2 separate regions of the Mus musculus genome follow, and region 1 is linked to region 2. A link is a contact called in ENCODE POLR2A ChIA-PET data. All regions are on one chromosome and are shown on one strand. Each heading gives the region's core, a stretch centred on a gene start or an enhancer-like site at or near the end of the contact. The rest is flanking DNA. Distances are from core to core; before and after follow the strand shown. Region 1 holds the start of Rrm1 (ribonucleotide reductase M1). Region 2 holds the start of Nup98 (nucleoporin 98).

Evidence for each region. ChIA-PET counts read pairs that join two places held with the same protein, here RNA polymerase II (POLR2A).
Region 1: POLR2A ChIA-PET joins it to region 2 with 12 read pairs in embryonic stem cell. The contact joins the promoter of Rrm1 here to the promoter of Nup98 in region 2. POLR2A ChIA-PET finds 5 or more read pairs at or near these places in 3 of 5 experiments (Patski and embryonic stem cell).

Annotation. Positions count from the first base shown.
Region 1 is chr7:102,439,063-102,444,972 of GRCm38, reverse strand. Rrm1 (ribonucleotide reductase M1) reads right to left here and starts at 3,278. Exons shown (of 19, transcript NM_009103.3): 1 at 2,930-3,278; 2 at 1,898-1,986. The coding sequence starts at 2,948.
Region 2 is chr7:102,206,246-102,211,981 of GRCm38, reverse strand. Nup98 (nucleoporin 98) reads left to right here and starts at 1,816. Exons shown (of 33, transcript NM_001287164.1): 1 at 1,816-1,964. It also overlaps a transcript of Pgap2 not described here.

The DNA of each region.
Region 1 (5,910 bases), core at 2,029-4,528, 230 kb before region 2:
CCCACAAGCACATAACACACGTGGTCCAGGAATCAGCACAGAAAGAGGTGCTTCCCCTGAGCTCGTGGCAGCTGCCTTGTCCTTTGAGACAGTGTCTTCCTGAGCTTAGAACTTGCCATCTTGCTGTACACCTAGGACCTGGCCCTTTCTTCAGCTGCCCAGAGCTGCCATTACACACTGCTGCACACCGGGCTTTTCCACATGGGTGTTGGGATCCAAACTCAGAGTCTCACACTCACAAAGCAAGCACTTTCCCCACTGAGCCATCTCCTCAGCCCACCATACATTCTAAAGAAAAACAAACTCTAAGTTCTATCTACATATTTACTAAATTTTTCTTAAAAACAGCTTAACAGGGAAAGTTGGCCAAAGCCTATCTCCGTCAAAAGTAGTCTGAGTGTGGGTGGGGCCTCTGGTATTATAACATAGCTAAGCCAGTTTGCTTCTGATATCATGTTCTTGACTCAGCAGATAAGTATGAAAGCAGTCAAGCCCACATAGTTTCTGATGTTATGTAGTACTTGGAACAGTATAGCATCCATGTGCTACATCTACTAGCACCCAGACGTCCTCAACAGGATCCACCCTGGAAAGCTGAAGCCCACTAATGCATCCCTGCATGTGGACATGTGCTGTTAGATGAGGCAATAGAATGTCTAAAAACCAAGGTACTCCATTTGTTTCCCATTGCACTAACGTTAATTTAAGCAGTGTCCTCTCTCTCTTTAGACCTATCTTATCTACAGAATAAAGACGAAATAGGATGAGGTCTTAAGATCCATCCCAATATCAACATTCAACTATTTTAATTACTATCTCAAAATCCAAAATGTGTAGAATTATAATAAATATATTTTAAGGTATAAAATTATTTTTTCACTCTGGTAAACTAAGCATGTATTAAGTACCTAGTTAGAAAAATGACACACTGAGGCTAGCCCAAGAATAAGAGGTATTCATGAGGGTTAGAGAGATAGCTCAGCAGTTAAAAGTGTGTACTGCTCTTCCAAAGGACCTGACTTGGTTTCCAACATGCATCACGGGAGATTCCCAGCTGCTTTGAACTAGCTCCACAAGATGGGTAGAATACCCTCTTCTGGCCCTTTCAGGTACCTGCACACATGTGGTAGACACTCACAGAGACATAAACTAAGTCCAAAGGGGGGGAAAAAAAAAACCCTCATGAAAATAGTTGCAGTGGCTGTCTGCACGACAAGACTGGGCCCATCAGCATTCAGGGTTCATGGGGCCCTACCCTTCCCTGAGGAGATCTCTGCAGACCAATAATGGTTGCTGGAGGAGTCTTAACCCTCAGTGGCACAATCACTGGTAAGCTGCCCTTGCTCAATCAAGTAAATTAATTCCAGACCAATGTTCACACAACAACTCTAAGTAAATGAAGTGGGACAGATAGGGACCCAGACACACACTCACAAACACACACATAAACACACATGCACACACTCACACAAAGCACTAAGAGACTTATGGAGAAGATGGCTGTAGGAAGGAGATAAGAGGTCACTGAAGAAAGTATGACAAAAGTGTATTTTACATATGTATGTATAAAACTGTTAGAGACTCTTAAAAGTTAAATGAGTAAGATACACAGCACTCCTAATTCCAGATGACGGTAAATAGAACTAATTTCTACACTGTGTGGCTAAATACGGATAAACAAGATGCCTGACCAGTAGTCACATCAACTGTCCCCTCTTAGTTCATGTTCTGAGTTCTCCAGGAAATGAGAACTTGAAGGACACATCAAAATTAAGGAAAGTGTCAGGCAATAAATTCACATTTAACACTGAAGTATAGTTAAGTGAAGGGCTAGAGGTAAGTGACATAAAATCACATAGCATGCAAAGAACCCCTGATACACACTGTATTTACTTACAGGATCAACAAAGTCCATGTTGAGTCCATAACAGAGTTTCTGGATTCGTGATGTAATTTTGTCAAACATAACTCGCTCTTGGCGGCCATCTAAATAATCAAATCACAGTTAGCATTAGCAGTTATTAAGCGGGCAATACCAAAGAATCAAGTATATTCAGCTTTTAAAACTGTTTAAAACAATTAAGAGATTGTCTTTGGGGTCTGCAGAGACTGCTCAGTGGTTAATCATGTCTACTCGGATTAAGTCTTTGTCTATTTGGGTTAAAAGTCTTTGTCTATCGACCTATGATAGAGGAGGCAGCCCTCTGTGAGTTTGAGGCTAGACTGATCTACACAGAGTAAGTTCCAGGCCAGTCAGAGAAACCCTGTCCCAAGAACAAACAATGTAAAAAAAAAAAAAAAAAAAAAAACCTCCCCACAAAAATGCAGAGGCAGGAGAGATGATACTACACTCCCACCTCAGAAGAGACCAGAAAAATGACAGATGTTCAAAAAATGTGGTGTCCTGCCTTTTCTTTTTTTCCTTATTTCCTCCTACACCAGATCATCGACTCCGCGGTTCTTTTGTCTGTTATTTTGTTTAAGAAATGAGGAAAGACAGGCACAGGGCTATTATGAGCTATGGGTTTCAATTCTAACCTCACCAACTACTAGCTGGGGTGGAATGGGGGTGTTGGGGTGCTTTTTCGTGTCTTTGCAACCTCTTCTAAAAAAATGGAGCCAAAAGCAGCTACCTCTGAGGATGGCGGCAAGGAATAACAGTGCTCGGGAACAATCTCAGACAGGGTTGGAGGGAGTCTGGAAGGGAGCACAAAGTCAAAGTCAAAGGGAACACACAAAGGTCAAGAGAATGGGGACAGACTGAGCAGACACAGGCCCAGCTGACAGACAGGGCGGGAAGCGCGGCGGGAAGCGCGGGAAGCGGCGAGGCGCCGCGGGTCGGGCGGGTCGGGCGGGCCGGCGATAGTGACCGCTGGGCTCTCCGCAGCCGGGTCCCCTCTCCTCCTCCCCATCCCCACGGACCCCTCACCTCGCTTGATCACATGCATCGCCGCTAGAAGCTGAAGTGCTGAGAGGTTCGAGACCAGTTAGCAGCTCCGAGGCGAAGAAGGGACAGAGACGACTGTCAGATGTGAAGGGTTGGACTCCGAGAGGCTGCTCGGACGGAGGGATGGAAGCTGCGCGATAGACAGCACTTTCCTCACCAGAGCAGACTAACCGAATTACGAACTCCTTCCCGCTCCCGCCACCCGTGACGTGCAGAGCAACGCGACGGACGGAATTCGAATGACGTTCTTGACGTTTCAACGCCGGGAGTTGAATGGGCGGAAACTGAGCAGTAGACAGACAGCACACGAGTCCCTTGGCCGCCATATTGAGTGTGGGCAAAGCCCGGGAGACTGCGCTCCTTTCCACCACATTGGGTGAAAGCGGACCTGGCGGGAACGAGTTCTCCTGCCGCCATATTGGGTGTGGGCAAGCAAATCTCCCGAGTATTTTTATTTCATAACAAAAAAGTAACCAACCAGATATCCAGAACACCTTTTTCCTTTTTCCTTCTTCCTCCTCCCTTCCCCCTTCCCTACCCCTCTGACTTTTTTTTTTTTTTTTTTGCTATTTTACATTATGGACATTATGGAAACACCAAGATTTTGTTCTGGTTTGCACTAAAGCCTACAACCCGCAAATAAGAAGCAGATAGGAAGCCCGGGGCTCGTAGGTCTACACTCCTCAGTTAAAGAGTGGGGCTAGACCAAAGGTGTTTGAATTTCAGCCTTACAGAAATAGGGGTACTGTGAAACTCTTATGAAGGCCCACAGTCCATTTGCTTTTACAGTTTTGTGGATGGTAGTAGAGATAGGATCAGCAATAAGATAGTCGTCGCCACATTAATACGTGAAAACAGCCAGACATTATGCAGAGACCAAGACATCTGCGAATACTCAGTCCTAAGGGACTTCTCCATCAAATCCCTCCCCAAATGACTCAGGGGGCCCCATAGAAAAGGAGGAAGAAAGAGTGTAAGAACCTAGGGGGATGGAGGACACCGAAGAATCAAGGCCCTCTATGCTCTTATAAACTCTTGAGACTAAGGCAGCATGCCCAGGGCCTGCCTGCCTTCCAGTTTACTAGTGTTTTTTATGGGATTTTATAGTGTTCGCCTGAGTGTGCGAACAAGTGTATCTCTGATTCTTGTTCCTTCTCATGCATTCTGTCCTTCTGTTGGTTCTGTTCAACACTGATGTGCTAGTTTTCTTTCTTTTTTTTTTTTTCTTTTTTCTTTTCTTCCCTTGGAAGCCTGTTTGTTTTCTAACGAGAGACAAAACGGGGCAGGACCCAGATGGGGAGGAACTGGAAGGAGAGAAGGGAAAACATAATCAGGATATGTTATGTGAGGCGAAAAAAAAAATCCATTTTCAATAAAATGGGGGGAAAGGCTAGGTGAAAAAAAGAAAGAATAGTTAAAGTCGTACTTTAAACCTATTCAAGACAAGTATAAAAACTAATTTCGGTCATAAAACTGATCTTCATAAAATAATGTATGTGGCATTCTTTCGCTAAAACCTATCATTTGCTTCTTACACCCTCCAGAAGGGGTCCATCTCCACCCACAACTGACACATCATAGGAAATCCTACATGAAGCTAGAGGACCAGGGCTATCCAGGGGGAAAATATGATATGGAAACACAATTGATATTCAGATGTTAGGGGAATATAATATCATTTGCTAGAAATGGAGCTGGAGATCATCATAATAAGCCAAGCTTATAGAGACAAATATTGCATCTTTTTTTATAATGTGGAACCGAGGTCTAAAAAATAAAAGCAAACCAAAAATCCAAACTTGGGCCAGCTGCCAAAACTCTAGGTCAGTGCCTAGCCCAGTCCTCATCAAGAGGGGATTCCTTCTGCAGCTGGGAGCAGATATAAAAACCCATAGCCAAACATTAGACAGAGAAAGAGAGCCCAAACTGGAGATTTTCACAGGTCTCTCCCTTCAGAGCTTAGAGAAAGAACTGTAGGAGCCACAGGGGTGGAAGACACCAGGAGAACACGGCTCACTGAGTCAACTAAGCAGGCGTCATAGGGACTCACAGAGACTGACGCAGCAATCATGGAGCCTACAAGGGTCTGTGCTAGGTCCTATGCATGTATGTTACATTTGTTAGGTTGGTGTTTTTATGAGACTCCTAGCAGTGGGAGTGAGGGAATCTGACTCTCTTCTGACCCTTTTCCCGCTACTGGGCTGCCTTGCACAACCTTGATATGGGGGTTTGTGCCTAGACTTACGAATCTTGTTATCTTGCTATACTTGATATCCCTGGGAGATGGACTTTTTTTTTTTTTTTTTTTAATGGAGGAGTGAATGGGGGAAGAGGGGAGTTAGGGGGAGAATGGAAGGAGTTTCAGAAAGACAGGAAACTGTGGTCCAGATATATTGTATGAAAAAGTAAATAATAAAACTAAAAATAAAATAAAATAAACAAAAAACAAGGGGAGACACTATTTGGAAAGAGGAAGAGTATAATAGGGTAAAAGTTTCTCCATTTTGTCTCAGCTGAAGCCATCTTTGGTTCTACCCTCTCACTGAAAAGTCCCATTGGAAAGCATCCAACCCTGTTCTAGAAATTCAGGGTCAAAATGCTCCAGCTAACTTCATATTCTTGACTCTTGTAAAACTGCTTGCTTGCCCCTGCAATTGCCAACCAGTATATAGTGGGGATTTTGTGTGTGTGTGTTCTTTGTCTTTAAAAACTCCCTGTAATATGCATTCAAGGCTGCTCTGTGAGAAGTGTTTCTCTCCAGGCAGTCCCTGCCTGCTTAATACAGACTCTGTATTTGAATTTTGGTCAGGCTGAGGACCACAATGTAGCAGTGACCCTGTACTTGAGAATGGGCTAGGACCCTGGCAAAATTCAGAAATATTCTAAATTCTAAAGAGAGGTCCTTGTGTCTCTATGCTAACAGAGAACTGCTGAGAACTGATCCAATACAGGCTATCTAAAGA
Region 2 (5,736 bases), core at 567-3,066:
TGCTGCTAAAACAATAATTCACTCACCTATGCAACAAATATGTAAATTGTAAGGTACATCAACTATGTGCCAACTCTTAAGAACACTAAAATAAATGTCCAGGGCAGGTTTAAATGTAGTTGCATTTCAAGACTGAAGAACCAAAAAATCAGAGGTTTGGATGGTGGCAAGAGAGCCACTGTAAAGATTCAAAAATAAAACCCTGAGTACTGTTGTTTATTTTGTTTTTAAGACAGTTTCATGTATTTCAGGCTGGCTTTCAGCTTCATATTCTACCTCAGCTACCTAAGAATTGAAATTACAGATCTTGGCTATTATACCCCACCTAATGACTTTCTGATTTAGAGTAAAGGCAAGGAGGAGTGATGGAAAAGCAGGGTGTTTGGACAGAGTGGTTTAGGGATGGTGGTTACAGATGGATGTTCAAACTAGCTTTTCCTGTTAGGCGATTTATACATTATTCTTTCAAGTATATACTGAACATCGACAATATATTATGTTTCTTCCATTTACTGTCTTTAAAAAAAAAAAAGAGATTTATTTATTTTATGTATACCAGGAGAGGGCACCAGATCCCATTACAGTTGGTTGTGAGCCACCATGGGGTTGCTGGGAATTGAATTCAGGACCTCTGGAAGAGCAGCCAGTGCTCTTAATCGCTGAGCCCATCTATCTCTCCAGCTCCTTTAAGATGTTTTTGTTTGAGGGAATCATTTAAAATTCTTAGCAAATCTCGTTTCAGTTCTATATTGATTTCCCAGGACGTGGTGGAGAGGTAGTATGTACCTCTTTTTTTTTTTTTTTTTTTTTTTTTTAACACAGCTCCTGTTATCTGTGAGACCTCAATAATTTAGAGAGGTCTGGTTTCTAGAACATGCCCACTCTTCTGCTCTCTGCTAGATCCTAGGAGAAAAGACACCAAAAGGATGAAAATGAAGCTTTGGCCCAGATCAGGGGAGGGAGGAGGCATAGAACGGAAAATAAATAAGATACAAAGTAACAAGGTCTTTACAAGCAGACTGCCTGAACTTCACCGGGACTTGTAAAGGTTACCAAATGTGTCCTGGAGAAGGCCGCAAGAAACCCAGAACAAGTATAGATTCTGAAAGTGCAGCTGAGGCTGAAGGGCCAAGAATCTCCTCATTGGGCTCAAGCTCTGTTAAGGCAAATCCATTGCTCAGGTCTATTCTAGAGATTCAGAGGGGGAAAGTGTACGGCGAGGGCTGGCTTGCGCTGGAAAGAACAGTGGGGAGTGGAGTGTCTGCAGACAATCTGTGGATTGATGGGTTTCCAGGAAGGGTCCTCCGGCTCTCCAAGTGCAAGCTAGGTGGCCAAGGAGCCTTCCCATCATTGCCCGCAGACAGGAGCTAGAGAAGGATAGAACAATTACCAGGTCATCCTTGGGACTTCCTTCTGATTGGCCGGAGCTTCCGTAGCGAGTCTCCGCGCTCCAAGGAAGGGGGCGGGGCCTGGACACAGCGTCACTGCGGTTTGGTGCTCACTCCTCTAGCCACGCACCAGCCCTCTTCGAGGGGCCTGTGTGACGTCATGAGCCTCTCTCAGCCAACCGTTGCGGCAGAGGGAGTGGGACTCTACATCCCTCCCCATCGTCCCTCCTTTCCCCCCCCCCCCCCCCTTTCCCGGCAATTCCTTACGCTCCTCCTCTTCCCCTCCGTTCCTAATCAGAGACCGCCTCCACGTTCGGTTTCAAAAGGATCGTCACCCAATGAATAACGGTGTGGGCCTCGAGTGGCGGACCGGCCCGCCAATGCCCGGCCGCCAAGGGCGGAGCGGCCGGAGCCGATCTCTGACGGTGGACGGCGTGTGACGCAGTCAGGCCTCTGCGCGCTGCGCCCGAAGCGGCGGTCGGTGGCAGCGGCGGCGGCGACGACGGTTTTTCTGGAGGCCGCGCGGTGAGCGGCGGGTGACGGGCGGACCTGGGCTCTCACTCCAGACGCACCGCTGTAAGTCGGGAGCGCTGCCGGGGCTGGGCGGGTAGATCTTCCTCTCTGTACCGGCATCTGCGCTGGACGCCCGGGGCCCTCTCCGCCGCCGAGTCTCGTGCCGGGCGCGCTCCTTCGGGCCTGCGTGAGGGGGCGGGGCCCGGGGCCTGCGGCCTGGCTCGGGAGGCCCTGGGAGGGGATCCAACTGTGTGGGGCGTAGGCCGGAGGGGTCTCGGGTCGCAGCCCACATTGAGTGAACCTCGCTTTCTCCGGTGCTACTCATTCATTCGCTGGGTGGAGGTGAGCAGCCCGCGGTAGGCAGACCCTTGCAGGGTGGTGCCTTGGGGGGACTTCAGTGAGGTCTCCCCGTCACTTCCTTGACCACTCTACAGGACACGTTTTGTCTAGGGTTCAACCAGAGGGTTGAGTGAGTCAGAACTGTGTTTAGCTTTTTAAGACACTGACAATTGTCTGATAAATAAAATGAAGGGTTCTTTCTGTTCCGTGTAAACCTAGGTGAGAAAGATTGAATTTCTGAGTAACTGGAGCCATAAGCGTTTAAATTGTCAATCGCCCCCACTCTGCCTCAAGTACAGAGGCTTTATTAGTGGGAGGTAGGTAGAGGAAGAGAATCCAGGTGTCTTGATTCAAGTCTAGTAGAATTTGTATACTCTTCCACCCTTCCTCTATGTTCCAGTCTCCCAATATTGGCAATTCTCTATTTGGTAGGGGTAAGGACCCAGCATTTGACATAATTTTCAAAAACACTTCTAGTTTAGCTGTTTTCATGTTCGTTTATATATAGTAAGATAACTTGATTAGTAGTACCCTGATGGGGACTTTTTTTGCTTTTTTTTTTTTTTTTTTTTTTTTTTAACTTCGGAGACAACCCTTGGTTGGCCTGGAATTCGCTATGTAGACCAGGCTTGCCACAGACTCAAAGAGACCACCTGCCTCTAACGCTGAGGTAATGAGATTAAAGGTGTTTGCCATCACATCCAGACTTAACATAGACTTTTGAGAACAAAACTTTAAAAATGATGAAATTGGCTTTAACCTTGGCAGTGCACACCTTTTATCCCAGCACTTGAGAGGCAAAGGCAGGAGGCACTCTGTGACTACAAAGCTAGCCTACTCTTCATACTGAGTTTCAGGACATCTAGGGCTGCAGAGACCCTGACTCAAAAAGCCAAGTGGGGTGGGGAATAAAACCAAGATAGATGTGGTGCAGGCCTGTAATGTCACCAGTTATGGAAATTGAGGCCAGAGAACTAGAGCATACACAGGCAAAACACTTATGCACGTGATAAAAGAAATAATTGAATTCATTTCAGTAAAATGAAAAAAATGAGGCTTAACGTGTTAGAGGTACTGGGAAATACATTGATAAAATTAAATCTGCTACTTAAGATTTGATGGAATTGTCATTTTGATCTGAATATATCAATCAGCTTGTAGTTTTGATGTTTATATAAACCATAAGACCTAAAAACAAATAATGCAAAAGCACAGAAGAGAACTGAAGTCTTAAAAGTTGTAACTTGGTGTTTTCTGTATCATTTTCTCAGTTTGAGCATCACCACCTGACTCACTCTTCCTTGTAAGTTTCCATAGCACTTAACCTGATCTTCTGCTTGTAGCAGACATTTTACATTTTAGCTATTTGACATTTTACTAGATTATGTTTTGTTTTGTCTTGTTTTGTTTTGTTTTTAATCTTGCTGGCTGTGATGGGAATGCCTTTAATCCCAGTACTCCAGAAATACAGGCAGATGGATCTCTGGGAGTTTGAGGTCAGCTTGGTCCGTATAGCAAGTTTCAGGCCAGTCAGAACTGCATAATGAGACCCTTTCTCAAAACACACACACACCAAAACATAGATACATATATTTCTTAATATTTAGGTAATGTGGCTCATAGATGTTCCTTAGTTGTATTTGTGAATGAGCAAATACAGAAAAGTTAAACTGAGAAATACTCTGGAAAAGAGACTAGATGTTTGTGTACTTATGAAATACTCTGTGCTTTTGTTGGTAGCCATTAGCTCCTAGGTATCTAATTACACTGGCAGGGCACCAAATTCACATTTGGGAAAACAGTATTATTTGTGTGGTGATAGTCTAGGACATCAATATTGTAATACTGATTAATTTCTAGTAAGAGGCTTTGTAAAATTCTGAAATTCTATGCCTTTAATCCCAGCACTCAGGAGGTAGAGACAGGGCAATCTCTATGAATTTGAGGCCATCCTTGTCTACAAATCCATCATCAGGAGAGCCAGGGCTGTTACTCATGGAAACCCCATCCCTCCCCCATATACATATATATGTATACATATGTAATTATGTGTATATATATTATATAAATCTTAGTAGATGCCAGATGTTAAGCATTTTATGAGGATTTAGTGTGCTGTGCTGGAAATTCAGTACATGCTCACAGCAAGATAGTTCAGTACCAATTAACCATTCTTCCCCAAGTTGTAACTACCAAGGTTAAGAAATTATTAAAATTATACCTGAATGAGATGACTGCTTACATTTTAATAAAACTATTCTTACTTTGCTTGTAAAGTCAGTTCATAAATTGTCTAAGACTTTTTTTTTATTTGAGACAATATTCATGGTGTGTAGCCTAAGGCTGACTTTAAACTCCTAATTTTTCTGCCTTTCCCTTTCATGTACAGAGTGGTATATGTCACCATGCCCTACTTTCCATGAAAAACTTGTCAAGTACTGTTCTTGGGAAATTCTAAAACTAAGTCCTAGAGCCACTTTCCTCTAAGATTCTCTTCTCGTTTCTGTGGTAGATTACCGTTCTCTTCTATAAGACAAATCAGGGGAAAGCTTTGTTTTTTGAGGAAGGAGTAAAAGAGCTATTGATACTCAAAGTTACATGCAGTATTGAAGAGTTAATACTTCAGTTTAATGGGGAATAATTTTTTTAGTTTGGAATGTATTTATTGAGACAGTATCTCACTATGTACCAGGTTGACCTGGACTCACTGAAACTGCATCATTCTCCCAAGTACAGGCATGTGCATGTGTCACCAGGCCTTGCTGCATTTCTTTGATTATTTTGCTTTTCAAGACTGGGTTTCTCAGTAGCTCTGTCTAACCAGGCTGGCCTTGAGCTCAGAGATGTGCCTGTCTCTGCCTCCCTAGTGCTGGGATTAAAGGTGTGTCCCAGCTTTAATAAAGCTAAAAATAGAGCTTTATGGAGCTGGGTGATGTAGATTAGTTGTTGGTTGATTGCCTAGCATCCATGAAGCCCAAGGTTCAATCTCCTGCATCCTATGAATCAGGCATAGTGATTGGCATATGCCTATAGTGCCAAGGTTTAAGACAGTGGTTTTTAACCTGTGGGTCTCAACTCCTCAACCTCTGTCTCCAAAAAATATTTACATTATGATTTATAACAGTAGCAAAATTACAGTTAATGAAGTAGCAACAAAGATAATTTTATCGTTGGGGGGGGGTCACTACAACATAAGGAACTGTATTAAAAGGTTGTAACGTTGGGAAGTTTGAGAACCACTGACTTAAGCAGTAGAAGCAGGAGGATCTACATAGTTCTAGCTTCTCTAAGTATAAAAAAGTCTTTAAAGTTAGTAGTAAGTTTAAGATAAAGGTGAAGGATAGCTTAGTAGGGTAGATTGAAGGATGTGAAACTGGAGGTGGACAGACAGTAATAGTATAAGATAGTACCTCTCAAACTTGGTGGTTTCTAAACTCCTTAAATCTTTTAAAAATATAAAGTGTTCCAGGGCCAGTGAGATGGCTCAGTGGGTAAA